Regions from separate parts of the Mus musculus genome. Here region 1 is linked to region 2. A link is a loop called in an ENCODE intact Hi-C map of the cell type or tissue named here. Cell type or tissue: heart. All regions are shown on one strand. Links, peaks and the distances in the headings refer to the core of each region. The heading gives the core; the rest is flanking DNA. Region 1 overlaps Ldah (lipid droplet associated hydrolase). Region 2 holds the start of Gdf7 (growth differentiation factor 7).

Evidence for each region. Peaks named below come from ENCODE experiments on the same cell type or tissue, not always from the same donor. Only the 100,000 strongest peaks of a DNase experiment are listed, where the experiment ranks them.
Region 1: a loop joins it to region 2, with 2.1 times the contacts of the local background. A loop is called at or near these places in 3 of 42 quality-filtered maps.

The regions. Positions count from the first base shown.
Region 1 is chr12:8,234,682-8,250,894 of GRCm38, reverse strand. Ldah (lipid droplet associated hydrolase) reads right to left here. Exons shown (of 7, transcript NM_001364261.1): 4 at 12,280-12,452. Among named protein-coding and RNA genes, the nearest start is that of Gm33037, 35 kb to the right of the region's middle. In heart, for the core only: no CTCF peak of the experiment used is centred there; no DNase peak of the experiment used is centred there; H3K27ac peaks cover 724 bases.
Region 2 is chr12:8,287,617-8,303,829 of GRCm38, reverse strand. It overlaps Gdf7 (growth differentiation factor 7), which reads left to right and starts at 1,876. Exons shown (of 2, transcript NM_001312876.1): 1 at 1,876-2,263; 2 at 4,878-5,912. The coding sequence starts at 1,897. The coding sequence ends at 5,896. It also overlaps a transcript of Ldah not described here. In heart, for the core only: no CTCF peak of the experiment used is centred there; a DNase peak (open chromatin) is centred at 8,119; H3K4me3 peaks cover 2,230 bases; H3K27ac peaks cover 563 bases; H3K27me3 peaks cover 7,041 bases.

The DNA.
Region 1 (16,213 bases), core at 4,212-12,211, 54 kb after region 2:
GGCAGTTTGCTTTTCTAGCTAGCAAGAGGGACAAACTTCAGCAAGACAGGCTGTTGCCTTAGGTCTGCAAGTCACACAGTTCCTCCCAGCTTTGTGGTATTTTGTTAGAACTGTAAACATGGAGAAGACTACATATAAATGCAGACATAAGAGGAGACTAAGGGTGGGGGGACACCCAGAGTCCGCTCACCATATTCCTGGTCACTTTCTTCTTCCTTTAATAGTATTTTGTACAAAAGTTGGTGCTGTGCAAATTACATCTTTAGCTAGTCTGAGGCTATAATATTTTTCAGTTCAATCTTGTAGGTGTTAAATTACAATTGCTCCTTTACATATGCCTCGCTGATCTCTCTTCCTGAAAACAGATCAACCTGGATCAAGGCAGGTGTCACAGTCCTCACATGAAGAGAAGAAATCGGTGGAACTCAGGTACCACTGGCAAAGTTACCCAGCAGAACTGTTGACATGGTGACTGTCACGTGTGCACTTTAACTTAATTCAATTAGGAAAAGAAGAAAGGTGTCTTCCTTTGGGGATATACAGGAAATGTAAGGCCTCACCCTCAAACTTGCAGGGGTACAAAGACAAAAAAATGGTCAGCAGCTTTACTTATGTTTGTAACAAAATTAGATCCAAGCTATAAGCCAACAAGCTATAAGCCAAACAGAATATATGTATATTTCTGTTTTTGTTATAATGAATGATATATTTGCACATGAGTATGAGTAGTTCCTGTATCTCTAAGAACATTTCTTAATACCCCAATTCCAAAGGAATGGATTAATAAAGTTAGAGGTTTGATCACCATTTATAGAAGCTATTTTCCCCTGATATACAGGATCATTATAGAAAACAGTGAAAGCAAAGACTCAACACTCCAGTGAGAGAGAGCATAAGTCACCGGGAGCCTCTCTGTTCAGACTGTAGACTGTACGCAGAGGACCCATGTCCTGGGCTCCACAATGGCTGTCCATCTGATAACTGCAGAGCTTCAGTCACCAGACACTGGCAGAACTATAATTCTACAGACACTAACTGGTTAAGTACCACGCCACACATTGTGCATCTTCACAGCTGTTACACTTTTCAGCCCATTATCTGTTGCTATCTTTTGCATCTTTATTTGAGAGCTTAGAATTCTTTTTATGGATTTCTAGAAACCCTTTACAATAAGATGTCAGTTACTAAGTGTTACATAATAACATGGTGGGTTCAGATCCTAGCACTGCTCCTCACTGGCTGCCTGGACCTGAGTTAATTATCAGGGTCCTTCAGAGTCTCTTTTTCTCCCCCATGAACAGGATAATAAAAGCCTCTTTAAGTTGCTGAAAGGATTAAAGAACATTCCTCATTATGATATAATGACCATGGTAATGAGACTTAAAAACATTACTTGTAAATAGCCACAAGGGAATTGCATATTTGAAACAAAATTTATATCCTAAAAGAATGTTAAAAAAGAGTTCAAATTTTCTTTCATTTCTCTATTAAATAAAAATAAACAGGAGGGTACTAAAGTATTTTCTTGGTCCTAAGCACAGGGATAAGGGCTATGTTAGCTTTAAATATGTATGTATGTATGTATGTATGTATGTATGTACCTGTGTCTGTGTGCAGATGCACATCACAGAACACATGTGAAGGTCAGAGCACAGCTTCTGGAGTCCTCTCCCTCTCTCACGTGGTTTCCAGAAATGAGGCTCACGCTGTCAGTCTTGGCAGCAGACCTTTTTACTCACTAAGCCATCTCGCTGGCCCAAAGGACCAGGCAAACTAGTACCTCTTCCCGCAGACACTGCAGAATGCTTTCCCCTCGGCCATGTTCACTTGTTTTAGTTCACTCCAAGGCCACTTGCTGCACGGGAGAAACAGCCAGTGAGTGGCTCCGTGAGGGAAGTCTCTCTGAATGCGTCCTCATGGGTGGGTACTCTGCTTTAAACTGTTTTTCCTATCTTTCTGAAATTTGAAGATACCTTCACTTTTATAATGAGAAAATAAGTTTTAAAAAGGAATACTGTAAAAACAAATTCTGAATATAAAGAAAATTAAAACATGGATTGCAACTGATGTTGCAAAGATTACTATTAATTCTGGTAGGAGTGATATTATCCAATGATGTGGGGATTTTAAGAAGCTATGTTGTTTCCTAAGCCACACGATGAACTAGACATATGAGTGAGCACCCACGACTGCCATTGCTCAGACACTCATGGAAACAGTGAGGTGAAAACAAACTGACATTAGGAGCTAACCAACTGCGGATGATGGGTTCTTGTAAATTCATTACATAATTATTTTAGTTCTGAAAATTTCAAGTATTTTAATTTTTATAATTAGGATTTTTTTAAAGTTTGAAAAATGTCATGATAAAAATATAAAATTATAAATAAATTAAAAAAAAAGTATTCCTTGCTCTTTATAATAGCATATACTGCTATTTGGCTGAGATGGTTTGCTGCTAAATATGTCTACTTTTTAAAAAAATTATTTTTTATTTTGTTTTGAAACAGGGTCTCAATCTATAGCTCAGGTGGCCCGGGACTCACCACATGAGTCTCAAACTCACAATAATCCTCTTGGCTTGAGTAGACCTGCAATCTCAGTATTCAGGGTGCTGAGGCAGGAGGACTCAGGTTAGTTTGAGGCCAAGCTGGGTTACACAGCGAGTTCCAGGCAGCCTGGACTTTAGATTAAGATTCTGTCACAAAACAAAGCAAAACACAAAACAAAACAAATCAAAACAAAACGGAAGCATATTCAGCAATATATACCATCTCAGTGAGAAATATGGGAAACAAACGCAGAGGGAAAGGGAAACAAATGTCTCTTGTTAATTGATAATTTTACTTTTATATGATGAAACATTTTCAAAAACTTTAAAGATAAAATTTAAGGTATTTGCTATTCTCAGAAATAAAAAATAATTCCTCCTGGACCAGAAAGTGGCATCACAAAAATTCACACAAGAGGTGCTCAGCCAGCAGGCATTTCACCTGTCCTATGACTTTTAAACGCATTTCACCAAGAGCTGGCGGGATGGGGGAGCCCTCTACAGTGTCTGGCAGTGCTCCCTAGATCTACGCAGTGCTCAGAAGCCCTCAGAGGATACCTGTTAGATAAAACGCAATGCTGACGTGCACGAGGTATGCTCTAGTATAAACCGGGTTTCACTTTCTTGCAGCTTTCCAAAAAATTAGCCTTTTGTGGTGAAATTTTCCATGCTTAGTTTCAGCCCAAAGGTGATTTTTCTTTTTGCAAAGTTTGAGAAAAATATATTAAATAGTTCTTGAGTTATGAAAAGATGAGAAAAAAAAAAGACCACATAAATTTTCCACTTTGAAAGCAGTTTCAGGATTTGCAAAAATATTCAAATAGCTAACAATGGCTGAGTTGAAAAGTTGAAGTTTTCCATGAGTCCAGTTTTCAACAAAGTAGTCTTGGAGATTTGGAGACTATGCCCACATGGGCATAAATAAATATATACTGGATCTGGCAAGGTTCCTCAGTGAGTAAAGGTGCCTGCTGCCAAGCCTGCTAACCCAAGTTCTATCCCTGAGACCCGTATAGCAAGGGGAGAATCGACTCCTGCAAGCTGTCCTCCGACCTCTACACGTGTGCAGGGATGGCATGTGTGACCACTACCTCTGCATATCCAGGCACACAAAATCAACTAAGATGTAAAGAATGTTCACGTTTGACCATCTGATCCCCGTGGATTCACTAGCGGGTCACATGACAGATGTCTGTGCATTGCTTCTGTAGGATGCAGTGTCCTACATTACTGTCCCATATGCCCCATCTCAATTCTACAAGTCTGATGCTGTTTTTAATTTAGTTTTTGCCCTCAGTATGTCTCTATGCTAACTTCTTTTACTTTCTGCCTCTACAACTCCAATTCTCTCTAAACTCACTGCAAAGCAGACATCCACTTACTTCCCCTGAAAACTTCCCTGTGTACTTGAAGAAACAAAAGTGCACTTAAGTCAGAGGAGCTGGAGCGATGGCCAGAGGTTAAGAGTGTCATCTGCTGCTCTCGCAGAGGGCTGGGATCTGATTCCCAGCGCGTGTGACAACTCAGTGGACTGTGATCCAGTCTCGGGGGGATCCAACACCCTCTTCTGGTCTCCTCTGGCTCTGCATGCATGTGATATGCAAATATGCATGCAGGCAAAACACCCATACACATAAAGATAAAAATGGGGGAAAAGAAAAATATGCTCCCTCAATCATTCTTCTCTTCCTATATTGAATGTTCCTTCCCACCGGTCAGCTTCTAGACTATTATCTACCACTCAACATTCTGCAGCTTCTGTCTCTTACTTCACCCTGCACTCTCCATGACAACCCCCCAGGTGTTAATTCCAGCAAGGTGACGCTGCCCACCTCATTACCTTATCAACCAGCTGTGAGCTTGTTCTCAGCCCTAAGTAGAGCTCTGTCTCAGGACCCTGCAGGTGAGGAATTCAAACGGGGTCAGTTGGACGGCTGTGTGGCTCCTTGTATCAGCTGTGGTCACTGCTAGTGTTCAGTGGTCTAAAGGGCTGCTTTGCTAAGTGCCTCAGGACTTTCTCATGTGGCCAGCCAGGCAATGCCCGAGCAGCTGGATCACTTACGTAGCAGCTGCCTACTGCCACCAAGGAAATAGAAGTTCCCAGACTTCTGAGGCCTGGGCGTAGAGGTGCCAGAACTTGACCCCCAGGTCACTGCAGTGACTTGCTGACAGTAGGTCAGGTTCATGGTCTCAATGGCAAAGGGGAGAGGAAAGAAACTTCCTTTTTCGAGGGATGAGTGTCAGGGACCTGGCTCCTCAGTCCTGCATCTCACTGCACCTTGCCTGACCTTCTCTCTCTTCTCTCAGCTTCTGTGCTATACAGGTCTGGATGAATGGTTTTCAGAACTTTAACTCACAATTAGATATACATTCCAGAATGTAATCTGAGATAGAAGCACACATTTATAAAATGAGAAACAAATGTCTCAGGATAAATACCTATATTACAATATAAATATGCACAGTTCTGTTTTTTATAAAGTACTGTTTTGTCTTTCACAAACGCATCTCTCCTCTTGGGAGAGGAGTCGACTTTCCAGCTTCATGGACCAGCACTGGTCACATGACTTGCAGTGGCCTGGGGGGAGTAGTGTTACCTTCAGAAGGAGACTAAATGCAGCTCACCTCCTTTCTACCCTCTCCATGAAGCCAGAAGACATCTGACAGAGGCTACGCCATCAATTTGGATTTTGGAGTAACACCGTTCAGAGAGAACTAACAGGGACAGCCTATGTTCAAGAGGACTTGAATTACAAGCAAGAAACAAGCCTTTTTGCTCAGGCTTGTGCCCTGTGCCTGCACAACTGTCGCACAACCTAGAGTCTTCCCTTTCCACTACGGCCACCCACTGCAATGACCGAGGATGCCCCAAGGTGCTGTGAGCGACAGTCTGGGGTACACTTGTATTTTCTGCATCTTTCATTCCTCCTTTGCAGTAAATGAAAATTCCTCCAGGATGCATACATCCTGCCCTCTCTATTTACTTTCACTGAGAATTACTGCTCTGGATGCTGCAGTCATCTTTGTGCCCTTGGACTAGCAAACGTGCCCACCACCTGCTTCCTTGCCTTTTACTGCACCTTCTCTTTTTCTTTCCTTTTCTTCAGTGAGAACTGAGTTTATTGGATGTCTGACATCATCACCCATGACCCTTCAGCAGCTTCTAGCAAACTTACCTGTTGTCTATCCCCATAATTAGTGCAGGCTCTGACTCCTGATGGTTCTCTTTAGATGTATCAGACTGCAAGCCAACTGAACATTTTACCTGCTATTAGTTTCTCTCCTTTCCCTCATAGTGGTTCATTGCTTAGAAGGCAAAGCGACTCCCACTTTCTATCTCATGGAACATGTACTTCTAGAGGCTTGTTCAAACATTCCAGCTGTGAAGAAGTGCTTTGTTCAACAACTCCTGCCAACAGGGCTGTTTTTCATCTTAAGAGCTGGGAGAAGGTTCTTCCTTCAGCCGGGCCAGAACCTCTCAGCTTTTCCCTACTTTGCTTTCACTTCTTATCTCTAGATCTAGGGAACAGGGCTCCGGCCATAGCGACTACAATACATTAATCATCTCCTTTCCCCTCCCTGAAGGTTAGCCTGACTACTGAACAGAACGCAGCACTGTTACAGGTACTGCTCGCTGCTCGCCTGACTCGGATGGGGCCACGGAGGCACCATAGAGTAGGGCTGTTCTTCACAGACCGTCTAGATAACTTCACAGTTGGCAGAATGTCTGACTTTATTCTGTCCTAATATGGAGGAGATGCAATCAGAATCGACACGTTAAATAACCCAACTTGCCATTCTTACTCTCCTCAAAGTTTTCCAAGCTACTCAGTCGCAGTCGTACACTTTAAGTCTAAGATTCTGAATATCTGAACTACTTACTGAAACAAGAGCCCAGTGTACTGGCTCACCCTGTGTACATGCCCAGTGTACATGATCAACCCTGGAGAGGCTTCAGCAGGACTGCCTGGGCTAGGAAAGCTCAAGGCTAGCAAGTGAGACCCTGTCACAACAGAGATCAGAACACCCAGAAAAGAAAAACAAAAAGAAACAGAGGCACAAGGCTCTGAGCTTTTACAGTGACCGCCCCTCATTTTGCCAGTTTTTTCTCTGGGATCTTTATGGAGACACTGTTCATTGTTATTGACACACAGTATAACATGGCCACCAGTTTCTTCTGCCCATAGCAAGCAGCAGCAATATGTTTTAGGAAAAGAAATGGCCCCTAACACTAAGGGAGGAGACAGAAACCCACAAAATGGACTGATAGAACACATTCTTAGAAACAATGAAAAGGGCTCAGTTTCATAAGAATTTTCAGAATACAGGCAAATCTCTTGGTCACATTTTATCCCAACACAGCACTACCAGGAAAACAGTTACTAGCACTGCTCTGAGGATAAAAAGTCCTCTCTGGTCCACAGACCTTGCTGAAGAAAGCTAAGTAAACAACAGCCTGGGGCAAGGCTTGCAGCACCTGGACAAGCGAGCTGTGGCGTTTAAGCTATCATGTGGAAGCGCCAGGAGAGGAAGGCACTGCGGTTGTTCTGAAACAGCGCGGTTACTGTGCACTTTCCCCAGGGAACGCCAGGTACCACAGGATTAGGATCTGCTATCTCTGAGAGATACGACCCCCAAGCACCAAGTAAATCCCGAAGGAAAAGAAAAAGTAAGAAATTGCCTCACCATTCAGTCCACAGCGCAGGTAAGTCCTAATCTGGACTTTATGGAGATAGGACTTTCTCAGATGGTAACTTCTGACCATGCAGAGGGCTGATGCTGAGAAAGCAGGTTCTAGGTAAGAGGGAAGCTTGCTACCCTATTGTTCACATGCCAGCCACTGCATCTTACTCTTGATTCCTCAGCAGTGAGCAATCAAACTGTTGGTCGCACCGACACCCTTTGGGTGTTAAAAGGACCTTTCACAGAGGTGAACTAAGACCATCGGAAAACACAGGTATTTACATTATGACTCACGACAGTAGCAAAATTACAATTATGAAGTAGCAGTGAAAACAATTTTGTGGTTGGCGGCACCATAGTATGAGGAACTGTATTGAAGGGTTCCAGCATTAGAAAGGTGGAGAGCCATCTGCAGAGTCTCCAACCCCTTGAGCTCCACATAAATCCAGTCACGCACACTGTAGGCACACACCGTAATCTAGCACCCACAGGCTGAAGGACATTCTTAGACGCGCTTTATAAACGCAGCGAACAGAAGCACGCTCCACTTTAAGATGCAGCTCCAGATGAGACTGCATCCTGACAAGGTCCCTCTCTCTGACTTCTGACATATAAAACGAAAGATGATCCTGTGGGTCTAAAAACAATTATGTTTTCTACTACAAGTCAGAACAGCTACTACTTATCAGTCTTCAAACTCACTTTTTTAAAGAAAAAAAAATCTCCATTCTGGACATTGCTTTCCAAGTATCTGACAAACTTCTATTTCTACATTTTTACACATCAAACTAGATTAAAGAGAAAAACAAAAAAAAATTAATTCCACATTTTAAAACAGGCAATTATTTTGCACTGTATTGAGCTACAGGTCAGACAATATATCCAGCATTATACAGTAAGCCTCTTTTTTTTTTTTTTTTTTTGAGACAGGGTTTCTCTGTGTAGCCCTGATTGTCCTGGAACTCACTCTGTAGACCAGGCTGGCCTCGAACTCAGAAATCCGCCTGCCTGCCTCTGCCTCCCGAGTGCTGGGATTAAAGGCATGAGCCACCACACCCGGCTCAGTAAGTCTCTTAAATGATGTAAGAACAAAGTTGTCAAAGATTACACAAAAATATTGCAAAGTGCTGAACCAAAGGAAAACTAAACAAATCAGCTACCAAACTGCAAATATGCCCTCAAAATCTTATGGGAGTCAAAAATTCCAGTAAAAATAACAGAAGAGATGAGAACACAAGTTTTTTATTATCACACTTCATATGTTATAAAACATAACAGCTAACTTATTTTTGGCAACGTGATTAGGGATTGCAACACTCTGGCTTCCACAACTTACTTGATTGTCAAATGCATCTTAAATGGAGCGTTTCATGTTAATTTCAGGCATGCAGGCAGTGTGCAGTCTCAGAGACACTGAAATGTCAACGCTTCAGCATGGATCACCCCAGCAGTTATTAACTGGCCCAGGTGTTTAGTGGTGGAGAGGCAGGCAGGATGTCGTAGTGGAGAATTTCAACAATGCAGATAATTGAAACCAGATCTAGCTTATTTTACAAAAGATTATTTATTTGTATGAGTGTTATGCCTGCATGTATGTATGTATGTATGGATGGATGGATACCATGCATACATCAGAATATTCTGCAAATGTCAGAAGGTGTCAGACTCCCTGGAACTAGACTTACAGATGGCTGCGAGCTACCATGCAGGTTCTGGGAATTGAACCCAGGTCCTCTGTAAGAGCAACAGTTATTCCTAACTGTGGAACCATCTCCAGCCCCAGATCAAACCTTTGAGTAATGAAAACACAAAGTTGTACAGACAACACCTTTACCTCCCTAAAGGTGCCTTTCATGTAGGAACACACATTATTTTCTAGTATACCAGTCGTGTCTGTGTCTCTTCTCTCTCTATGCGATACATGTATGTGTGTGTATGTATGTATATGCATGTGCATGTAAAGACAAAGGTTGATGCTGGGTGTCTTTTCCAATTGTGCTCTTAGTTTTTGAGACACTGAATCTGGAGCTCACGGGTTTTTTGAGGATGGCAGGTTCACACACTCCAGGGATCTACCCTCTGCTCCCACAGAACTGGGGTTTACACCTGGCTTTTACACAGGTGCTGGAGATCCAAACTCATGTCCCCATGGCTGTGGTACAGGTGGAGCCATACCTCCATACCATTAAAGAAGAGGAGGTACAGTTTCATTGCTCTCTGAGACTCTGAATCATAATATATCTTTACAAAATGATTCTGTACAGCTTGTGTTTCTTCCTTTCCTCCTCCCCTTTCCCCTCCCTTCCTTCTTTCCATCCTTTCCCATCTCAATCCAAGTATCCACAGGAGACTACAACCCTGGGAAGACACACAATTACTAGCTTGTCAAAGACTCTGCACTCTGGGACCTGGTTAAGCTGTGATCAGGTTTCTGACCAGAGACTGACAGTAAATACATATGGTTTTACAAAGCTAGTCTGGGGCAATTTTATATATAACAGTAGGTAACCAATATAGTAGTTAACCTAATGATTGAAATGAGTCTAGTATTATTTCCATAAGAACAATAATAGATACTTGCTTAGAATGTTGAAATCCTAGGCAACACTCTTAATATTTTGCATAAATCGTCACAAAATCCTTGAAGAACATATTTCCAATTTGCTGATAGAGACACTGAGATAGAGACTCAATGATTTGTCTCTTTACACAAACAAAAAATGTCAGAAACTGACTTGAGCCTAAGTGAGTAGGTAGAGACAGAGCTCACAGTCACACTCGGCCTGAGTGCTGGGAAATATGGCAGCCACAAATAGCATGAGAGGAATTTCAAGGACAGAAAAGAGACTGTAAGTGACGCCAAAGGTAACATCAAAAGCAAAGCTGCTTCCTGAATAAAAGGCCTTATCTAGGGCAAAATACAAATGAGTGGAAGTAAGAATTCAATGAATAGAGTGTAATCTTCAATTTATTGAATTCACCCAGACATAAAAGTTTATTTTCTTATATCCAAAAGGAGAAAATTAAAATCCATTTGGTATTAAAAACAGCCAGGGAGTCTATAGTTGTACTTTTTCCAAGTGCTGGTTTGAGCACTGAACGAAGCAAGCTGGCAGGAAAGGAGGCAAATTCCTAGTGGGATCCAAGACCCCGCTGGAGGTATTTTATCACACGGAGTGAAACTATTCATGGACAGGGCTGCTGTGAAGGGATCCCTTCCTCTTGCTTAGCTGCCTCATCCACGAGACTCCAGGCCTGTAGCTAAAAAACAGCCTGTATCCTCAGGGGGTCACACACACACACACACACACACACACACACACACACACACACACACACACACACGCCACATGCAGAAATAACTTGTAAATTGCAGCCACTCACTGGGTCATTTCATGTGAGCTAAAGAGCACCTTTCTGTAAAGGCTCTTAAACAGTTCACACATTAAGTTGGACTCTGTGATGTGAATGCCCCGATATGCAGTTCATAGCTGCACTTAGGAGCCAGTGGCATGAGGCTGGGTGCAGCCCTGTAGTAGAGCGTTTGCCTATCATGCTTTAGGCCCCAGTTTCACCCCCAGGATCATAACAACCAACAAAAAGACAAAGAAACCAAGCATCTGTGAAGGAAAGGATACATATGTACCTGCAAACTACAAAATAGAAAAGAATCTAAACTCATGATCTACTTAACATATTCCACAAAGACAGGCATTACCTGTCGATGGTGATGATGATGGTGATGATGGGGTACCAGTTTGCTTCTTAAAAGAGACAGGAATATTTTCTTATTTAAGTTTTTTGGAGAGTTACTGTTCTTATTTTACTGTATGGGTGATTTGTCTATCTCAGATTAGAATGTGCCTCTAACTCTACAGTCCCAGCAGAAGATCCTGTCTGCATTCAGGGAACCTGGGTTACAGGGCATTTATCATCTTTGCTTATTAGTTAGACAGGTGATTGGCATGCTAGATGCCAGCCTTAGCTCTGGGTTGTGTCATAAGTGCTGTGTCAGGAATCGTGGAAGTTCGGCTGTGTGTTGTGGCCAGTGGCCTACCTTCCTTGGAGTCATCCCACTAACTCTTCCACTTTTGCTGGGGATTCTGTTTCACTCTCAGATTCCCCAGCACCCCATACACTCGGTGCTGCTCATTCTAGGCTAGTTGCTCTCTAACAGAGAGGCAGGCAGTCCCTGTAGAGAGGGTCTTCCTTGTCCATATCCCTGCTGTTGAGACAAGGTGCTAGTATCCATACTGCAGTAGCACAACTGTGTTCTTAATGTCACCTAGCCTCAGCTGCAAGTACCCGCAGGGTGAGTGAGATACAGCAGATCAAAGGGATCACTCAGTGTCCCACTGTGCACCACACATCCAGTGTGCGTACACATGGTCAGAAGGCCCTTTCCTCCGACTGTCTTTCCAAAGCTAGTCCTGTACCATGCAGGGCAGCCTGTTCTCTGTGCTTCTCATCAGCTTCACTTCTTCAAGATCTCTGTGTGTAACATCTCTAGTATTGGTTGGATGTGTGAGGAAGGTTAGCTCTAAGCAGGACATGTCATCAGCTGACCTTGTATGTATATCTGTGCACCTTGTGCATGCAGTGCCTGTGGAGGCCTCTAGAGAGGGCATAGAATCCCTGAAGTGTAGTTACAGGCTGTTGAGAACCACCTCGTGGGCATCACACTTGCTGGACCCTCCAGAAGAGCACTCAGTGCTCTTAGCCTCTGGGCCATCTCTCACCTATGAATATTTTCAGAACACTCTTTCAATAAAGACAGAGTCCTTCCCATGTCACTCTCAGTAACTGTTCTTAAACATTACTTCATAAAAGACAGAAAGTTAAACATGACATCAGAACTCCCGAGAACCCTAGATTCAAAGAGATTCATTTAGAAAACCTCTTTCCCACTATTATTCACTGGAACATTATGGGAATTTCTTAAACACATCTTTGGTAATAGAGAGATGAGGATAAAGGTGGATACCACACACCCTTCCCTCTGCTTTCCAAAAAAAAAAAAAAATCACCTTCAAAGGCATACTTACAGGCAGCTCGGGGACTCGCTTCATCACGTGAAGGGTCATATAGGTGCCTACGGAATGGCCAATGAGTATAAGCTTCACATCCTTTGGCACGTGAGCTCTCAGAAAAGCTATTTTGTGCTCTATTTGACCATTCAGACCATAGACGTCCTCAATTTTTTGAGCATTTGACTCTTCTAGAAGCAAAAGTATGAACATGCTTTAATTAGTAAGTAAACAAGCTTATTAAAGAAGAAAAAGTATCTACAAAAATGCTGAAGCTTAAAGCAGTAACTCAGAGTTAAGTCTTTACCATGCATCCCAGGCTTCTAGTCTACTAGAGTAGCTACAGCAAGAGGCACTGACAGTAACTCGCCCTTCGCACAGAACTGGAAAAGAAGCACTATCTGAAACAGCTCGACTCACAGACGTATGTGTGAGACTGTCGGGCACAGACCTATGACGGAGAGGAGGTGAGATGCAAATGAAGGTATGTTCTCAAAGTCCACGGATTTTCAACGAGTCCATGAACTATTGTTAGTTTAGGCCAGGAGTTCTCTAACTTGATCATGTAACAGAATATTCGGGAAGGTCTGTTGGAACAGATAGCAGGGCCCTGACTCCAGAGTTTCTGACATAGTAGGTCTGGGTAGAGGGCCAAGAATTTTCTAAGTTTCCAGGAGATACAGATATGATTCTAGGATTACACCCTGGGCACCACTGGATTAAGCTTATATTCAGTGAACTACCAAAACATGTGATGCTGCCTATGTTAAATAATCTGTTTATATTTAAATAACTTAAAAGTCTTAAATAGAAACTTAAATATTAACTCATACAGTCTTGACCTATGACTTGAAATAGCCTTTCTTTCTGTCCTAACTCTTTTTCTAGAGTCTTCAAGACTTAATTAAAAACTACATTGCAGGAGTGGGTGGGTAGGGGAGTGTGGGGCGGGGGGGGGGGGGGACGGGACTTTTGGGATAGCATTTGAAATGTAAATGAAGAAAATACCTAATTTAAAAAAAAAACCCAAACAAACAAACAAAAAAAACCTACATTTGCTTAACCCCACTGTGCCAGAAAGACAATCATGGTATGTAGTTACTTACAAGTAGATATTAGCTGTTAAGTAAATGATAAACATGCTACAGCCCACAGACCCAGAGAGGGTAGGTAACAAGGGGAGTTCAAAGGTGGGGGGTGCACAGGAGTCTCCCTAGGAAGGGGAAATAGAATACATCTGCAGGTGGACTGGGGGTAGGTGTGGATGGGAACAGGAGGGATCAAATGGCATGGGGAGGGATGGAGTGAACGTATGGGGAGATGACTGGAATGGGAAGGAATGGGGGGGACAATGTGAAACCTGGTGCAGGGGACACTCCTGGCATCTATAAGGATGCTTCGTAAGGACTCCTAGCAATGAAGGATACAGAGCCCCAACAGTCCATCTTCTGCAACCAGGCAAGATTTCAATGGTGGGACTGGAATACCAACCCATTCATCTTTAACCTACAATCTGTCCTGTATGCAAGATGTGCTGGGATGATGGTGGCAGAGAACTTGTGGGAGTGGCCAGCCAATGGCGGGTCTAATCTGAGGCCCAGATCATCAGGAGGAACCCAGGCCTGACACTACTCAGATGACCAGAAACCTGGGATAGAACCAAACACAACTGGGAAAAAGAGAAAGGAAGGAAGGAAGGAAGGAAGGAAGGAAGGAAGGAAGGAAGGAAGGAAGGAAGGAAAAAAAAAAGAGAGCAAAGAAAGAATGTTCAAAGAGAAAAGAAAGAAAGAAAAAAGGGGTGTCCTGATATATTCACAGATCAGTGCCTAGCCCAGTCATGAGAGACCAACTCTGGTATCTGTTGGGAGCTGGTGCTGAGATCCACAGCCAAAGACTAGGTGAAGAGAGAGCCCAGGTTGGAGGTCTCACCTGCTCTGTCCTCTCAGAGCTTGGGAAACCCCTGAGGAAAACAGGGGAAGGAGGAGCTGTGGGAGTCAGAGTAGTTGAAGACACCTCAAGCGCATGGCAGGCAGAATCAACTAAGGGGGCTCAAGGGAGCTCACAGTAACTTAAGTGGCAGTCACGGAGCCTGCATGGGACTGCATTAGATTCTTTGCATGTATGTTATAGTTGTTGGCTTGGGTTTTTTTTGGGGGGGGGGCGGGGGGACTCCTGATAGTGGAACTGGGAGTGTCTCTGACTCTTAGGACTCTTTTCCTTCTACTGGGTTGCCTCGTCCAGCCTTGATGTGAGGGTTTGTGCCTAGTCTTATATAGTATCTTGTGTGTTCAGTTGATGTCCCTGAAAGACCTACTCTTGAGGGCGGGGAGGGGTATGTGAGTTAGGGGAGGACAAAGAGGAGTAAAAGTAGAGGAAGCTGCAATAGGGATGTACTGTATGAAAGAAAAATTTTAAAAAATTAACAACAACAAAACTACACTTGCCTTCAAGGAGATCACAGCCTAGGAAGAGGAAATATAGATTTTGTTTATTTTGCATATGTACATGTGCATGTGGGTCCGAGTGTCTACATGTGTGTGGGTACACATGTGTGTGTACATGTTTGTGGAGGCTTGAGACTGATGGTAGGTGTCTTGATCGCTCTCAACCTTATATACTGAGGCAGGGTTTCCACTAAACCTGGAGCTTGCTATTTGATTGGTCTGGCTAGCCAACTTGCCCTGGGAAGCCTGTCTCTGCCTCTGCTTTCTGGGACTGCAGTAGGGCCATCATGTCCTTTTACATGGGTCCTGGGGTGCCAAACTCTGGTTCTCAGGCGTCTGCTACAAGCACTTTACCCATGAAGCCATTTTCTCAGCCCCCCCCAATAGATTAAAAATATAATTATGACGCCCTTAAGAAGTACCTCGGAGGGCTGGAGAGATGGCTCAGGAGTTAAGAGCACTAACTCCTCTTCCGAAGGTCCTGAGTTCAATTCCTAGCAACCACATAGTAGCTCACAACCATCTGTAATGGGATCTGATGCCCTCTTCTGGTGTGTCTGAAGATAGCTATAGTGTACTCACATACATAAAATAAATCAATCTTTTTTTAAAAAAGAAGGACCTCAGAAAGGCAGTGATCATTTATACTGAGAGAAGTGTCATTATACCTCTTTCTAATTTATTCAAGAGAATACTACAAGAACACTACCATAGATGTGTATGTTTTGTTACATATCTGAAGTTGGGCATAAGTCTATACATACCTTCCTATATAAGTATAGTTAGCTACAGATTAAATATTAAGTGCATAAGTTTAACTATCGGTTTTCACACAAGCAGTATTTCTAAGTCTTTGGTGACCATAAGACTATAATTCACTGCTGTGCTCTGGGATGTGCACATCGGAGCCCTTCCGCTTTCACACAGTTATTTTCACTGGTGAATGTGACTTTCCCATCTTGCTCCACCATCACTCAATAAGGATATCCTGATAGTTTCAATCAAACAGCTTACAAGGAGAAATAAAAGGATGAAATCAGAACTTTGCATTTGAAATTCTTTGATCAAGACGGGTGTACAATTTATTCCTTGGATGCATCTTTAAAAACAATGTTTACCATACATGTATATTATAATAAAAAAAAATCTAAAAAGCCAATGAAAATTTTATTCTCAATTCATGAAGGTAGACCCAGAGTGGAATGTAAAAGACCTTTTTATGTATTATTTTATTTATAGTATTAAAAAGAGTCTAGCAATGCTAGCCATCATTTAGTAATAGAACTTTACTGTTAAATAAGTATGAATATTGACCTTAATGTTTGAAAAAAGGAGAACTTTGACATGAAGTCCCCAGGTATCTTGCTTCTATTTTACAGGAAAAACAAGTCACTTTGTTGTTACTCAAATGGGACATAGAAAGCCCAAAGGACTTTGTGGGTTCATGCTAAAGATCAGAGAAGCAGCTGGGTGAGAACTCTGGCCCTCAAGTGTTTATGCTTCCTTCA
Region 2 (16,213 bases), core at 3,194-11,193:
TGTAATCAAGAAACATTATCATCCACTGGGCCAACATAGTGCCAGATCCCTTCTGCTCTTCCCTTTATACAGTCGGAGAAACGGAAACCAAGACAAGTGGAGGGGACTCGGAAGGGCCAGGACTGTTAGTGGCCAAAGCCAGGGCTGGAACCAGGGTGGTGACAGGCCAGGGCTCTCTGTTTTCTAAACAAAGAATTGATTTGTGAAAAACTCAAAGTCTGGACATGAGTGGCGTCTGTGGAAAGAAGGCCACCAGAACCCAGTGTCCCTCTGAGCAAAGAGACCCCTGGCTGGCCACTGTAGGCAGGGGTGGATGGGTGGGCAGGGAGTTACGCCAGGAAGTCTCCACCCTACTAGAGCCACTTCCTCCAGGCACCCAAAGAAAGAAAGAAACCCATAATTATGGCTTTTGCATCCGCTCCCCAACCTGGCCACCAAAGGTAGGTTGTCATCCCAGATGCCCACCATCTGGCAACAGCAGGAAGGCCCTGAGTAGGGAGGCCAGCAGCACAGACCGTGGTCCAGGTGCACGCGTGCCTGCTATCCAGAGGGCGAGGTGGGAGTATAAGACTCCAACGCGGGAGCCTGGGCTATGTAGTTTATTAGGAAGAGGCTTTTAGATAGCACCTTGACCTGACTCACGGACCGGGCGTGGATTCTGAGTTTGGTATCCAGAACAATGCTAAAGTAATGGATTTGGGGTCCAGGCTTTTAAATCCCTTGGACAGTTGGTCTATTTTCTGGACATTCTTGCTCTGGGGTTTGTCTGAACTAAATCGACACACATGCTGGCGCCTTCCCCCCTCAGAGCAGGAGTGGGGAGGAAGTTAGCCAAACAAAAGTCCCAGCGTCTGTATGCTCAAGAGTCGCCCAGGCATAGACCAGAGGTGGCCCTTTCCACCCATGCTCATAGAGTGCTATAACCATGCTGGCATCCGAGCGCTATTCCATGGCTTTGCAACGCAGCCTCTGGGCTTGTGGTTGCACTCTTGCCTTTTGCTCTGAAGACCTTGAAGAAATGTGGTCACCTGCCCCACTCTCCCCTTTCCCCGGGCAAATTACTTTGCACATTCAAACCCTGAGACCTAATTTGAGTAGGATTCCGCTGGTCCCCGCCTTCCTAATTCATTAAACCCTTTAAGATTTCAGCTCCTGCTTTGGCTCAAGATGCCCACCCAAAGCTTTTCCGGTCCGTGCCCATCTGTACCCTCCAGCCACTCATCCTTCATCACAGATCCTCTCCCTTTCTCTGGCCTCCCACTGTTATCTTCAGAGGGCTGTGGACGGGAGAGGGTGGCATCCAAATGTGTATCGTAAGCATCCCTAGGAACTCCCTAATGAGCATCCATCAAGGGGGCGTACGGCGAGAAAGCTGGATGGGAGGGGCCCAGTCTTGACTTGGCCCGGGTCTGGCATCCCTAGCACTCACAAGATCACGCGGAGGGCGGTGTTTCTCCATGGAGGAGTCGGGAGGAAGCTGGGCGGGTACGCGAGACGCCCCATCTTCCAGCCAAGGAGTGCGCTGAGGTCTTGGGGCGGAGGGGGGTGGGGGCTCGTAGTACCTTCGGGAGGGGAGGCGGGGCACCGCGTTGTGGCAGGAGCCTCGGGCGGATGGCCTTCTCTTGGCAAGGACAAGGACCAGGCACTACAGCAAGGGGAGGCGACTTCTACCCTGCACTGCGCGATAGGCCTGAGTTGGGGGGCTCAGCGCTGCGGGTTGAACGTTCAGCAGGGGGCGCTGCTCCGAGCGCTGGGCGGGGGTGGGGTGGGAGAGGAGGGGGGCAGCGGCTTGCTGCGCACACTTCCCCCATTATTAAACACTATGTTCAAAAGGCGTCGGGGGACTTCCCGGAGCCACGGAGCCCGTGTCGCGCGGCCGGCCGGCCCAAGGAGCCCATGGACCTGAGCGCTGCCGCCGCGCTGTGTCTCTGGCTGCTGAGCGCTTGCCGTCCCCGCGACGGGCTAGAAGCTGCCGCGGTGCTCCGAGCGGCGGGGGCTGGACCAGCCTGGAGCCCCGGGGGCGGCGGCGGCGGGCGGACCCTCGCCCGGGCTCCAGGCCCTTCAGCTCTCCAGGCCGCTGCGGTTCCGGGTCCCCGAGCTGTGCGCCGCGCTGCGGGTTCTGGCTTCAGGAACGGCTCGGTGGTGCCACACCACTTCATGATGTCGCTTTACAGGAGCCTGGCGGGGAGGGCTCCGGTCGCGGCAGCTTCAGGGCACGGGCGTGTGGACACAATCACCGGCTTCACAGACCAAGCAACTCAAGGTACTTTACGCGTCTTCTGCGCACCAGCCCATCCCGTCTACTCTTGACTGGAGACGAGCCGGGGGAGGCAAGCCTCTGCCCGATTCGATCCTGAACTATGATCCCTATAGTTATCCTCAGGTGCTGGAGAGAAAAAGTTGTCTTCGAAGTCATTGTTCACGAACCCCTAAGCCAGTCAAGGCTTGGTCTCCGAGGGCTAAGGGAGTGGGAGCCGCTCTTCAGAACAGGCTGGCAGGTTCCCCTCAAGCCAAGCGGAGCTCAAGATCCGCTTCTTTGGGGGAAGGGTCTAGTGTAGCCTTGGGCCTGGAGCCCTGGGAGAAGAAAGAAGGGCAGGAGTTGTGGCCTTTGAGTTCCCGCCAAGAGGGACGAGAGCAGTGATGGTAGTGCCTTGTGTTCAGCGGGGGACTGGGGACTATACACAAATTGAAGCTCAGGGGAATTCAGGGTAGAGCAGCTGGTATCCAATTAAAGTCATGGCCTCTCGGTATCAGAAGGACCCCTCTCAGGCAGGCCGTTTCGGGTGGATGGTGGCTTGTGTATGGGAAGAGAGTTTGGGTGCCTGCCTTCCTTCTGTGACAGTAGGCCCCAGCAGCCAGAGTCCAGGGCCTCGGCTTGTGTGGGGAGAAAAGGGATGGTTGGAGCTCAAACATCACATTTTACCCTGTGTAGGGCCCTCCAAAGGTAGGATGTGGGTGGGGTTGTGGGGTGGTTGTAGTATGTGTGTGTCATCTGGCTTTTATTAATCTCCATTGAAGTCATTAAAGCAGACAGATAGGGAAAATTTAACTAATTTCAGGCGGAAATGCAAGTAATTTTGGCTTCAATTCTGCCCAGCCAAAGATCTAGCTTGGAAATCAGGAGGGAAAGGAAGGCAAGTAGGGCTGAAAAGTGAGGCTAGGCAGCCTTTGGCAGTCTGCAGGCCTTTGATACCAGCGTGGGAAAACAGGCTGTGGCTACCACGCATCAGCCATCTCAGAAACACACTCAGTGCGCAGCATGTACGCACAGACAGCTTTGTTTCCATACATAGAACTCTCTGGCCCTGACGGTCCTATGGGGGCACTTAGGACCAGCATCTATTTTCCAAGGGTCTGTCATGGCACGCCACACTGACTGGTGGGATCCTTACAGGAAACTCCAATCCCAGTGTGCAGCAGAATCAGGAAAAACTCCTAACCTGTCCCTGCATAGGACGCTCTCAAGCTGCCAACAGTGAGAGGGGCCTAAAGTAACAGAAGCATCCGACTTTGTTAGGGCTGGCTAAGTGTACAAGGTTATAAAACCAGCTAATTCCTTCCGGCGTAGCTCTGCTCCACCAGCAAGACCCAGAGGCGGGCCACCTTTTCTCCCTCCCTCCCTGGGGAGGTAGCAAGGCCGAGGAAGCGGGGTGAGGCGGAGGCTGCAGAGAAGGGTCTTTGAGAGGAAAAGCAGGGACGGGGAATATGGCCCAGGGCCTCTGTCTAGCTTGCTCCCACCAGCTTCAGTTTAGAACAGAGCTGTGGAGGCAGAACAGTACACCCAGACTGTAGACTTAGAACACCAGGGCCTGGCTCCATGGTTGAGAACAAATCCCCAAAGGTGGGGGGAGTTTGCATGGTCTCTCCGATGGGGCAAAACGAAACCATATGACCCCCTTCAAAGGCAACGCCTTATCTGCTCTTTGGTGGAATTTAAACATTTTTTTTTTGTCTGAGTCCACCCCAAAAGAAAAAGGACCCATGACCAGAAATAAAACCCCAAGCCCGAAATAAATCACACCGGAGCAAAAGAATGAGCAAGTCTGCACCGCAGAAACATCGCCTCCTCTAATCTCTCCGTGAAGGTTCTCTGCGTCTCGCTGTCTTTTCCATTCCCCTTGGTAGCCGCGGGGGCACCAGAAGGAGCCAAGAGCGGGGTTGACGTCGTCGCTATCCTGGCTGAACGGGCAGGGTGGGCTGAAGCAGAGGGTGTCGCGATGCTTATGCGTTCCGTTTCTGGACAATTTTCAAGGGCCCAATTTGCACGGGAAACCGTGGTCAGTGAAGGTGTCTAGGCTGGGTTGGGAGAAGAAAAGGAACCAAAGGGAAAAGTGCTTTTAGGGAATGAGAAGTTTTCGTTTTCCGCACATCCAGGAGTGCTTGCAGCTCTCTGGGGCGCTCGGCTCAGCAGTAAGGGACAATTGTCACATAAAGCAAGTTATTGGGAAAGTGTGTGAGCGCTTTCTGTTTGGCCCCCTTCAGGACACCCCTGCTCAGAAAATTGACCTACCTTTCGGCAAAAGAAAGATGCCAGTGCAGGCAGCAGAACTAATGGTTAAGTTTTTGGTCCAGAGATGCGGTGGTGAGCTCTTGGGTCCCGCAGTCTAGCTATTAGGTGTGTGTATCTGTCTGTCACGGTGGTCGAAGAACCAAAGCTTCAGGTGTAGGCGACAAGAAAGAATCCCTTTATCCGAGGGATTGACATCATTCCTGCGGGAACGCAGATGCGGGGACGCTTGCTCGCTCTTATGGTCCTTTCTGGGTCGCTTTATGTGTCTGGGGTAGCCAAGCCAAACGAAGCCAAGCTGCCCTCCCCATTGCTGCGTGTCCTGGCTTTACCCTCACACTGTTCTTTCTGTTTCTGTCCTTCCTCGCAGACGAAACGGCGGCGGCCGAGCCAGGCCAGAGCTTCCTGTTCGACGTATCCAGCCTCTCCGAAGCCGATGAGGTGGTGAATGCGGAGCTGCGCGTGCTGCGCCGGAGGTCTCCGGAACCAGACAGGGACAGTGCGACCCTCCTTCCGCGGCTGCTGCTGTCCACGTGCCCGGACGAGGCTGGCACAGCTCACCTGCTGCACTCCCGGGCCGCCGAGCCCCTGGGCGGCGCGCGCTGGGAAGCGTTCGACGTGACGGACGCGGTGCAGAGCCACCGCCGCTGGCCGCGAGCCTCCCGCAAGTTCTGCCTGGTGCTGCGCGCGGTGACGGCCTCGGAGAGCAGCCCGCTGGCCCTGAGACGACTGGGCTTCGGCTGGCCGGGCGGTGGCGACGGCGGCGGCACTGCGGCCGAGGAGCGCGCGCTGTTGGTGATCTCCTCCCGTACGCAAAGGAAAGAGAGTCTGTTCCGGGAGATCCGAGCCCAGGCCCGTGCTCTCCGGGCCGCTGCAGAGCCGCCACCGGATCCAGGACCAGGCGCTGGGTCACGCAAAGCCAACCTGGGCGGTCGCAGGCGGCGGCGGACTGCGCTGGCTGGGACTCGGGGAGCGCAGGGAAGCGGTGGTGGCGGCGGTGGCGGTGGCGGCGGCGGCGGCGGCGGCGGCGGCGGCGGCGGCGGCGCAGGCAGGGGCCACGGGCGCAGAGGCCGGAGCCGCTGCAGTCGCAAGTCACTGCACGTGGACTTTAAGGAGCTGGGCTGGGACGACTGGATCATCGCGCCATTAGACTACGAGGCATACCACTGCGAGGGCGTTTGCGACTTTCCTCTGCGCTCGCACCTGGAGCCTACCAACCACGCCATCATTCAGACGCTGCTCAACTCCATGGCGCCCGACGCTGCGCCAGCCTCCTGCTGCGTGCCCGCAAGGCTCAGTCCCATCAGCATTCTCTACATCGATGCCGCCAACAACGTGGTCTACAAGCAGTACGAAGACATGGTGGTGGAGGCCTGCGGCTGCAGGTAGCATGCGGTCTGGGGAGGGTCTGGCCGCCCAGGACCCTAGCTCAAGAGCAGGTGTCATCAGGCCCGAGGGACGGCGGACTATGGCCTCTGCCAGCACAGAGGAGAGCACACAGTTAACACTCACATTTACACACTCCTTCACTCACGCACATGTTTACCGTGGACGGCAGGCGCTAAAAGCCTTGCTTATTTGCTACCATTGATACAAACCTCTGTCCTTTTCGGGAGAGGGAAGGGCATCTGTGTTTATGTTGCAGTAATTGGCACTAAATCCAAGTAGAAATGGGTTAGCATTGGATTCTCCTTTTAGTTGGAGGCGGTGTGGCTGGATTCCTGACGTTGGATATGGAGTGCACTGCAGGGCTGGGATACCCAGATTCTCTGGAGTGGGCATTGGGAACCTTCAAAAGTAAGGAGCCACTGGGGCTTGGGAGGGAGCACCCGGTTCCTAAACAAGTCTGATGTGGTACTGGCTCAGTTTTGAAAACGAAGCTTTATCCAAAAGAATGTGTTGTGTTGCAAAATGCCAACACACACAGACTTAAAAATTCATTCCAATTAGGAATGATCTGGAAAGTAGAAAGAATAGTTTTCTCCCGAGGGTGAGTGTGAAATGGAGGAGTCAGGTGAGGAACAGGATAGGGTCTGCCAGGTTTAGGAGTGTCTAGAAGGTGCCAAGAGGATTTCCTAAGGGGCTGTCAGGGATTCAGTGTCCTGGGGCCACCAGCATCAGCCCAGAATTCAAACCCATTTGCCAGGTCGGCACAGCCCCCTCCAAAAGGCAAAGAGTGTTTATGCTTTGCTGTCAAATCTGTGGTAGCCTGTGTGTGTCTTTCACTGTGTTCCTTGCTATTTTTTTTGGCAGCAAGGGGGAGTGAAGCCACACCAACACCTTTGTCAGACCTAAACACACAGCCTGGACCTGCAGGGCTGGAGGAAGCAGGGTTCCACTCCTACACTGTGGAATGAGAAGGTGGCAAGCCTGTCTCCCATCTCCAGAATTTTTGTTCTGCAGAGCCCTTTGATTTCTTGGTGCCAGTTCATCCTTTGGGGCCCCCTGTCAGTGGCCAGGGAAACAGAAACAAGCTGGGCTGCACCTGTTGAGAGTCAGAGGACCACTTTGACAGCACCCTAGGTTTTCCACTTCGGGCTTTAGGGGAGGAGTTAACTCTGCACTCGTCCTGAATGCCAAGGCCCATGACCTTTACAGGTCGTTTAGTTCTTAGTGGATACTCCTGAGAGAAGGAAGGATGGACATTTAGATTCAGCTAATTTATTTAAGTCTCATCTGAGTCCTTTTCATTTTGTAAAGTTTCCTCCCAAGGGGAAAATAATCCATGTATAATTTATTCTTAAAATGAAGACTTCTCTCCTTTTAGAATGTGAACTTATATGACTGGGGATCTCTGTAACCAGAAAATGCAATTATTTTATCATTTTTTCTTTTAAATCACAAAGTGGCTACTCTTGATATAATTTCATCATTTTGGGGGGGTGGGGTGGGCTGTGCCTGGGCAGAAATGTGCATCCAGACTTCTGGATTCTACCAGGGAAACCTCCCTTTTCTGTTTTAGATGATGTAATAGTGGCTGTTATGTCACAATGGAGAATAAAGTGGTCGTAAAGCTAAAAGCTGTATTAGAAAGTTTAGAAAAATCAATGAAAATTACAGTTGACGATTATTTAGGAAAATTTGAGGATTATTTGAGGAAAATTTAGGGTGTTTACTACTTTGGTATAGAAGCAAACATTTTAATACTTTTTTATTTTTGTGACTAGGCCAAACAATTTTGGGGGGAAACTAACTCAATTCAGCCTGGTTGTTGCACAGTAGGGATATATGCATGGCCCACCCCCTTTAAACTTGATGACCTCTTTCTAACAAGAAAGTGATGTTTTGAGAGTGGGAATTCCCTGCGTTGAGGCTGCACCCACAGAAGGGTACTGTCACTAGAATGGTCAACATTGTGCACTGGGTTGTAGTGTTCATGTCGTGCCTCTGAGGCCTCAGGTGTTTGCTGAATGATCAGAACTTCTCCCAGGGTTCCCTTGATCCTTCGTGGATCCTTTGTGGAACTAGAAACAGGGCTCTTCTTCTGGTTCTGTCTCCTGTAGCCATTCTCTAGAGGATGTATTTTATGACCACAAAAGGGCCAACCGCATGTGGGGCAGATGGGATGTGGTTAAACTAGCTTGCCAAGAGGCGGAGAAAGGCTGCTGCCTGCACAGTTGGGAACACTCTTCAACATCTGCTTTGTCATCTAGGCTTTAAGAGGGGCGGGTGACCAGGACAAACTCAGCTGCATCCTGGAATCCCTGTCTGGATGCTGTAGTCAGCACAGACCATGTCAGTTAGGGTGTCCCCTCCTGCCCAGCCTGAGGTCACCAAAGCCTCCCTTCCGAAGTAAACAGAATTCTCCACGTTGCTGGGAACCTGAACCACTGCTTGAAGTGAGGGAGGCTGACAGGCCTGCTAAGGAAGTAGGGGAGGCCAGCTGGACTCTCAGTCCTGCCAGACACCAAACTGGTCTGGTTTGCTGCTTGAAGCCATAATTTATGGATTAAGGTAGCCCCCTCCATTAGCAGGAAGGCATTTTCAGGATTCCTAGACTCTGGTCTTGTGGGATTTGGGGTTACCAAGCAGTTGGTCTGGACCAAGCAGAGCGGGTGGTCGGCTACTTAATCTTATTGTGAGGAAGAGTGTCTGGAGCTGTGCTGTGCTGTAGTGTTCATGCTTGGCCTTGGCCCACTTTCCTGGCATTTCATGTTCAGATGGTATGGGGTAAGTAGCTTGTGCATTGTGTGATAGTGCTACCAAAGGCCAGTGGATCTCTCTGTCCCATGCTGATCTTTCCTGACAACCATCATGGTGTCAGCAGGGACAGAAGCTGGATGTGAGTCCCGAGGAGAGCCTGGGTATATACTGGATGCTAACTCTACAGGTTCTCATCTCACCAGATCCTCCCTTTCAAGGCCAACACAAATGCAGTCATAGACTGCATTCCTTCTTAAAGTACCATGTCCAGGCACATCCTTTCCAAGAGCATCTGATGTCCCAAGAGGCTAGCTCCTCCTTTGAGTCTGCCCTGAAAAGGCAGTGGAAAGTAGAGAACACACTGTCATAGGCCTGGATGGTTCTCCAGAGAGTGTCCTCTTGGGAGCCAGGTACAGGGAGGTAGGGACCTTTCCAAGGGACTGAGCATCAGGGGCCTCAGCTGATGAGCTGGGAGGATGGGCATCTGAATGTAGCTTTCTGCCAGGGAGCAGTGGGCCTCTACTTCCCTTTTAAAAGTGTCAGGGGTGGAAAGGGAAGAGAGGATGTGGAGAAGATGGAAAAGTTGTTACAAAATCTGAGGAGTAGGTGAGACATCACTAGATCTCCACAGGGTGCTCAGCTGATGTCTCTGGTTAGTCTTAGAGCCAAGGCTTCTGTACATGAAGGACTCAGCTCTCTTCATAGCGTAGCCTGGGCCCACCTTGTAGGAGGCCACGCAGGTATCAGGATTACAGTGCATCTCTTGAAAGACACCTGAGGAAACTAGTCATGGGCAGTCATCTCCCTACCTAGATCCCTTAAATGACAACTGCTCTAGTCTCAAGGTTCCTAGATTCTTCCTAGAAAGCTGTTCAGATGTTCCAAGGCAAGGCAAGGCAAATAATCCTAGCCACAGCCACAGCGCCAGAGTTCTGTGAGTGTGGGCTTGTGTGTGCCTACCATCTTATCTAAATGCCAGCCTATGGTGGAGCGTCTCAAATGTTGCTTCAGTTTTCTACCCAGGCTGAGGCAGGTGCAGGAGAGGCCAGGATCTGGGGCCTGGGGTTTGGCTCGCCACCAGCCAGGAGCTGTTTTGTTTTGGAGAGTGTGGTTACCCTGGCTCCACGTGCTTGTGTTCAGATTCAGTCACATCCAGGCTGAGCCTGCCAGGTGACTGAATTTGGGGGAAGGGCTGCTGTGAGTTCTCTCTGGTGACAGCGAAGAAAGTGAAAGTTATGCTCTATTGGCAGCTCAGGTGCTGTAGGTAAAGTAAAGGAGCCCAGGGTGCAGGTAGGCTGCCCTCCCAGGGCCTCCTCTCTATGCCACGGATCTAACATCTGGCTGAAGCTTACCAGCACAGTGATTTGGTGGCAGGAATTGGAGTCAGATGACCTCATCTTCTTTTATATGACCTGGAAAATGGTGGCCGAGTTAAGCGTTAAGAAGCACTAAATGGGAAGAGTTCAAGATCCCCCCCCCCCCCCCAGCTTTGACTTTTGTAGCAGATCCCTTCGTAGATTTAGGCTGAAGCTAAGTTCCTCCCCCCCGCCCCCTTTGTGCCAGCGCTGAGGAAAGCACAAAGAGGTACCGCAAGTGGGGTAGTGGTAATGGAACCCCATTCTTAAGAGGTCCAATTTTCAGGCTGCCTTGAGACTGGCAGTTGCTCTCTCATCAGTGGCTGTGAGCTCTGAGAACCATCCAGAGACTGGGGGATGCTCTGTTTCTGGTGTGCACACATCCAGCTTAACTGGGCCCCATCTGTGCTGTGCTTGTAGACAGCTTACAACTTGGCTGTAGACTTTGAGCCAGGCAGAGCTGGGGAGGGTGCTCCTGGCAGCAGTGGCGACCATTACAACAGAGTGTAAGTCAGCACGGCCGGTGGAAGGCGCGAGGTCACTGCTGACCAGTCTGAACTTCAAAACTCTCTCGCTATTGTTGGCCAGTGTATCTCTTAGCAGCAAATCTATTCAACGGGCAACGGTCCATTTCTACTGCTTGGTGTTGAGCTTGCAGGTCTCGTCCAGCACCTGTGAGGCAAACTCAGGACTGGTTTCTTTCCTGTGCATCCCTTTCAATGGTAAGAGGGCTTTGGCAGCCACACACTTCCTGAGACCCGTTTCTGTGTTTGGTATGAAGGTGTGAGAGGCACATTTTGCTCATCAGGTGAACTCCCTTCCAGAGGGGAACTCTGCTTTCAGAGGGAATGGAAAGAGAGGCTCTGTAGTCCCGAATGTCTCATCCCTTTCAATGGCTACATAAATAAACTGCCTAAGGAAATCAGAAGAGACTTAAGCCAAACCCAGGCCCCGTAGGTACAGTGCTACAGACCTCCAGAAGAAGGCCAGCTATTTTGCTTTTGCTAGTTGTTTTGCTATTATTTGAATGGTGGTGGCTGGAGATGTGGCCAGGCAGGAGGTGGGCATGGAGTTGTCTTCTTGTAGCCAGGTACTGCTCCATATGACCAGCACTGGCATCTAACACCCCCAGTTCCACTGTCTAGAGATGGGATGACATGCCATGCTCTGCATCTAGGGCCCTCAGACTCTCGGCTGTCAGTATCTAGAATTATGTCTGGCTGTTTGGCATGTGCAAATGTGGACCAAACAAGAGTTGTGGTAAAGGTGCTGTAGAAGTCCTGCTGAGTTAGAAGCTAATGTGAACTGAGCCCTCTAAAGCACACAATCTCAACTCCCTTGGGGGGGGGCACATATGGCCCCATGCCTGAAAAATACTTGCTCTCAGCAATTGCATATAACCTGTCTCTACTTAGACAGTCAGAACTTCCAGACCCTCCTGATAGCCTCAGACAACCCACGAGGGCGGCAGAAAGCCCTTGCCTGGCTTCTCAGTGGATCAAGTCTGCAAGGCAGTGATAGGGGTGGGTGAGTGGCTTTCCCTGAGACAGGAGTGAGGTCTGTGATTCCTCCCAGGGGTGGGGGCTGCGGTGGTGGTGCAGCAGCCATCTGCTTTGAGGATTGTGGACGCCTTGAGGAATGAGCCTCACTTTTGGAGCCAGCCTGTCCATACAGAGTCCACTAATCTGCACCTCTGTTTAGAAACGATGATCCAGTTCAGTGAGAAGGCTGAGCATGCAACGCTGGGATTCCTGGCTGGGCAGCAGGCTAGCGTTCCAAGCTGGGGACGGAGACTCCAGAGAGCAGTTTCTCCGGCATGCTCCACCTCTGATCAATCACAGACTAAATAGAGCACCCTTGGGGTAATTTGATTTTTGCATTTCACATTCTATGGTAGAACAAAGAGCTTTTACGTTTTGTGTTCTTTGATAAAGAGTCACAATTAGGTCTTTTAGCTGGAAGTTTTTTTGTTTGTTTGTTTTTCTCCGAACTATAAATGTAATAAAAACAAAAATAGGGTTTAACACACTGTCTGTGACTTGCTCTTTCAGCAGACGAGGTAAGCTCTTCTGAAAACTTTGGGATTGTTCATCTTGCCTTCTGTACAAAGGAGCAGATCCTTCCAGTCCTTCCACTGAGAAGGTTGGTGCTGAGCCTGCGCATGGCGTGATGCTGTGTAAGTAGGTGGGCAGTGGAATGCGGCACACGGTGAGTGGCCCGCAGCTTAAAAAGTAAATTTAATCTGATTCTGATACTGTTATTTTATGGAAATGGCGATGGTAATGCCACCAAGGCTCAATTCCACAGCTGTTCCCTCAGCGGCTAAAGACAGAATTAATTAGTTTCAGGGGAAGTAGCTTTCATTTTGCAATGACACCTACTGTTCCTCAGACAGTGGAGCAGGCACTGGGACGGAGAGGTTTTAAAACCTGAAATCTCCTGGTTGGCAATCTTCCAGCTCGGATTTGGCCAGAGCAGAGCTTGGGAGCTTGCAGGCTACAGTCGAGCATCTGCCTGCTGCCCAGCCTGGCCGCTTGGGCAGTACCCGATGACACTGCACAATGCTGTTGTGACCAGACTAGCTAGCAGAGAACCAACCCTGGGAGGGCAGGCACGAATCCATGTGTATATGTATTCTCAAATTTAAGTAGGTTGTACATATTGAAATGTAAATGACCTGTAAAACAGCCAACTATTTTTCTTAACCATTACATAGCAGTCTATATTTGTTAAACAGCTTGTATGCTCATTATTCACCACTCTAATATTTTGTACAGATAAGTCAATTAAATCTTTTACTCATAAAACTGCTTCTGACTGGTGCTTGGAGATGGAGGTCTGGACCAGTGCTGTTTAGCCTACTTAGTCTTTGGAGAGCAGCAGCCAGGGACTTGTGCGTCAAAATGATTGGATCAAAATGGGTAGATACATGGTAGGCCTGGCCCTGCTAGTCTGTGTTGACCATGGTGCTCTCAAGCAAGAGGGTCTCAATGAGGTATATATATCCATGGCCAGGATCCCTAAGCACAGGGCCATCACTGTGAAACTGCTCAGGTCCCTATGCATAGCCCCGAACTCCACGAGGTTCACCGAGTAGTCCTGGGTTCCAGGGAGAAGAGGGCTTTTCTCTTCAGGAAATGACAAGCACGGAAGCTTATGAGTGAACAGTTATTCAGAAACAGTTGGAAGGGATAAACCTTTGGCTTTTGGATACTCCAGGCTGCTGAGGATCTATCTCATTACAGAAAGCATGGGTCCTCTCGCTCTGGAGGCTGCATGGCCTAGCCTCTGAAGGAAGTCTCAAGGCATAAAGGCCAGTTGATTGGCTTCCTCTTTGAGACCGAGCACATATTTCAGAGGACCAAGTCTGAGAGAAAACGTGACGAGCCAGCCTGCTTGGTCCTCCACACACCTCCTTAGCTGCTCCAGCTCCTTTCCCCAACAGTCTGTAGTGTGTAGTGTGCTCTCTTGGCTCTTTTGCCCGACTTCTTCCTACATTTGCAGCAGGCTACTTCATTTGCCCTCTGGTTTTGATCATGGAGAGGAGTAGGGGTGACAGCTGATAGACCTGGCCCTCATGAAGGACTCACTCGTGACCAATATGACCTTTGAGGATATGGGGTCCTGGATATGGTGACCCACCTTTTTGTTAGCAACAGCAATACCTACCCAGTTTGGACCCAATGTTTCTGTAGTTCGTTGATGGTCTCTGTGGTCATGTTTCCTTGTGTTAAAGACAGACAGACTCTCTCTGTGCTCTTAATTTCATTATCAAACACATTTTTCTTTTATTGAGAGAATATATATCTTCTCAACTAAATACTGTGGCAGGTATAATAAATGTGTCCTAAGACCCTTCCAATGGAAAGGTGTAAAGTCTTGTTCATCACATTCCTAGGCTAAAATTTCAGTTTTTCATTGTCTATATGACCTACTCCAGCTTGCTATGCAGGGGCTCACATATTCACAAGAGAAGGGGCACTTGTGGGGAGAAAGTCAGGGGATTTGAAATTGTATCCAACTTCCCAAACACTGTTGTGAACAGGTCTAAAAGCCTCTCCAGTGGCCGACACTGAGAAAGCCAAGTTCGACTTCTGCCCCCTCCCTGGCTCTGCTGTGCACAGTCTGCCCCTGGTGGCACTCATTTCCGAGCAGGGGTGAAGGTGTCCTCACTGCTGTCCCCCGGGAACGGGGACTCTGTGGTCACAGATGCACAGGGCTCATGTATCCCTGGAACATGTCCTCATCTGGTCAGAAGGATCAGCGATCTGGGGAGAGGCTTGTCCGCTGGGATATGTCACCAGTGCTGACTTCGGTGGGGCTGTGGGTGTCTGCTGAGTCCTAATCACATGCAGGTGTACCGTGATGGCTGGTAGGAGGAAGCCCAGATGTTCTTCGGAGCTTGAGCTGGGTGGATTTGCAGAGGTGGGAATCTAGTCCCTCTGTGGGGGGGGGGGGGGGGGAGACCTTGCAGGTGCACCCACACCCTGTGGCTCTAATGGACGCCCAGTCAGGGGTCACATTCCCATCCCAGAGAAGAGGGATTTTCCCATAGACATACCCAGGAAAAGAAATCCAGCCTGCTGTGGGGAGGTCAGAACAAACCCTTCACCAGAATGTTTGAGGAATGCAATACAAAATGAGAGCGATCTACTCGGCTCGGCCATTGTCCTGGGTATTGTTGCTGTAATTCCCATTTGGGGCACTCTGCAGGGTTCATGCTCAGCAACTAATAAGCCACATATTTAGTAGCTGCCAATGCCTAAGCCGCAAAGGTTTTCTAATTACAGAAGAAGAGAAACAACCATGGTAGTCGTATCAGATGAGACGGGCCACAAGGGTTAGTGGCCTTGCTTTGCAGTTCTCGCTCAGAAGTGAAAGGTTGTCTTTGAATTTACTCGCTCTGGAAGTGCACACATGGCTCTGTCCGATGCTTTCATCGACATCCCTAGTTTGAGGATGCAGACCTCCTCAAATGTGACTTCCTGACAGTCTGTCCGGCTGAGAACCTGTATTCTGTGAGAGCTTTCTTGCTAGGTCTGGAAAAGATGTACACTAACTTTAGATAACCAAATTTATACTGAATGTCAGTGGCAGGCCCTGTTCTCTGCTAAGTGATGACTGTAACTCCAGTCTACCTTCTAGAACACTCATTTGAAGAACAAGGCGGAGGGATGATAGTAGGGGCCAGGAGAAGCAGGCTCCTGCTCCTGCAGTCGTGATGCTAAGAGATCCAAGAGTCATGACCAGTCTTTCAGGATGGACTGGCAAGAGGGAGTTAAATGGACACTCAGGAGGTAGAAGCAGTTAGTGTTTTTGGGCCAAGTCTCAGGATGGGCATGATTGAGACTTGAAGCAGGGATTCTCAAGGCTTAAGAGCAAGCATGTCTGCAGAAGAGTTTCTGTGTTAGGCCCAGAGAACCAGGTGTCAAGAAGGCTTGGCAGAGTGTATCTGTGATAGACACCAGTGTGTGGGTTTTTCTCCTCCCAAAATATTGCCTGATGGAGCTCTTGCCTGTTTGGAGTGTTACAGTTTTCAGTCTTTTACAAGCCTCATGTATGACCTACCACCTCCTTTCACTTTTGCCTAGGGGCGGGCAGGGGGAGGGGCTCTCTTGCCCTTTCTGTGACTCCCTTTCCAGTCCTTCTGCTCTCGAAAGCTTGCCCACTGTGGCCTCTAGGAGGCAGCACGGTGTAGTAGAAAGAAGGGGACAAAGCCATGTCTTTAGAGCCCTGGCCTAAACTAGGATCTTGGCTCCAGTCACCTGCTAGCTATAAACTAATTTTTTAAAAGTTTATTTTAATTCTGTGTATCTGTGTGGATGTGCATGTGACTGTAGCACATGTCTGTTCTCACAGAGACCAGAGGTGTAAGATCTCCCTGCAGCTGAAGCTGTAGATCATTGTGAGCAGCTCCATTGGTGTGCTGGGAACTGAACTCAGGTCCCCTGCAAGAGAGTGCTTCATCACTGAGCCATCTTTCCAGCTATGAGAGTGACACAGGGCACTTTGTACCTCAGGTTATTTGAACACTGGGCAAATCAGAGCCTCGGAGGACTGGGAGTCTGCGTGCGGGACAGCACAGGGGATAACGTACCTGAACTTGCTCTCTATGCCAAACTGACCCAAGTCCTGCCTGCTCTTTATGAGTAAAGGCCTTCTCCCTCTTCCCCAGGAAGCCTCGACTCACAGAACTATAGCAACACCG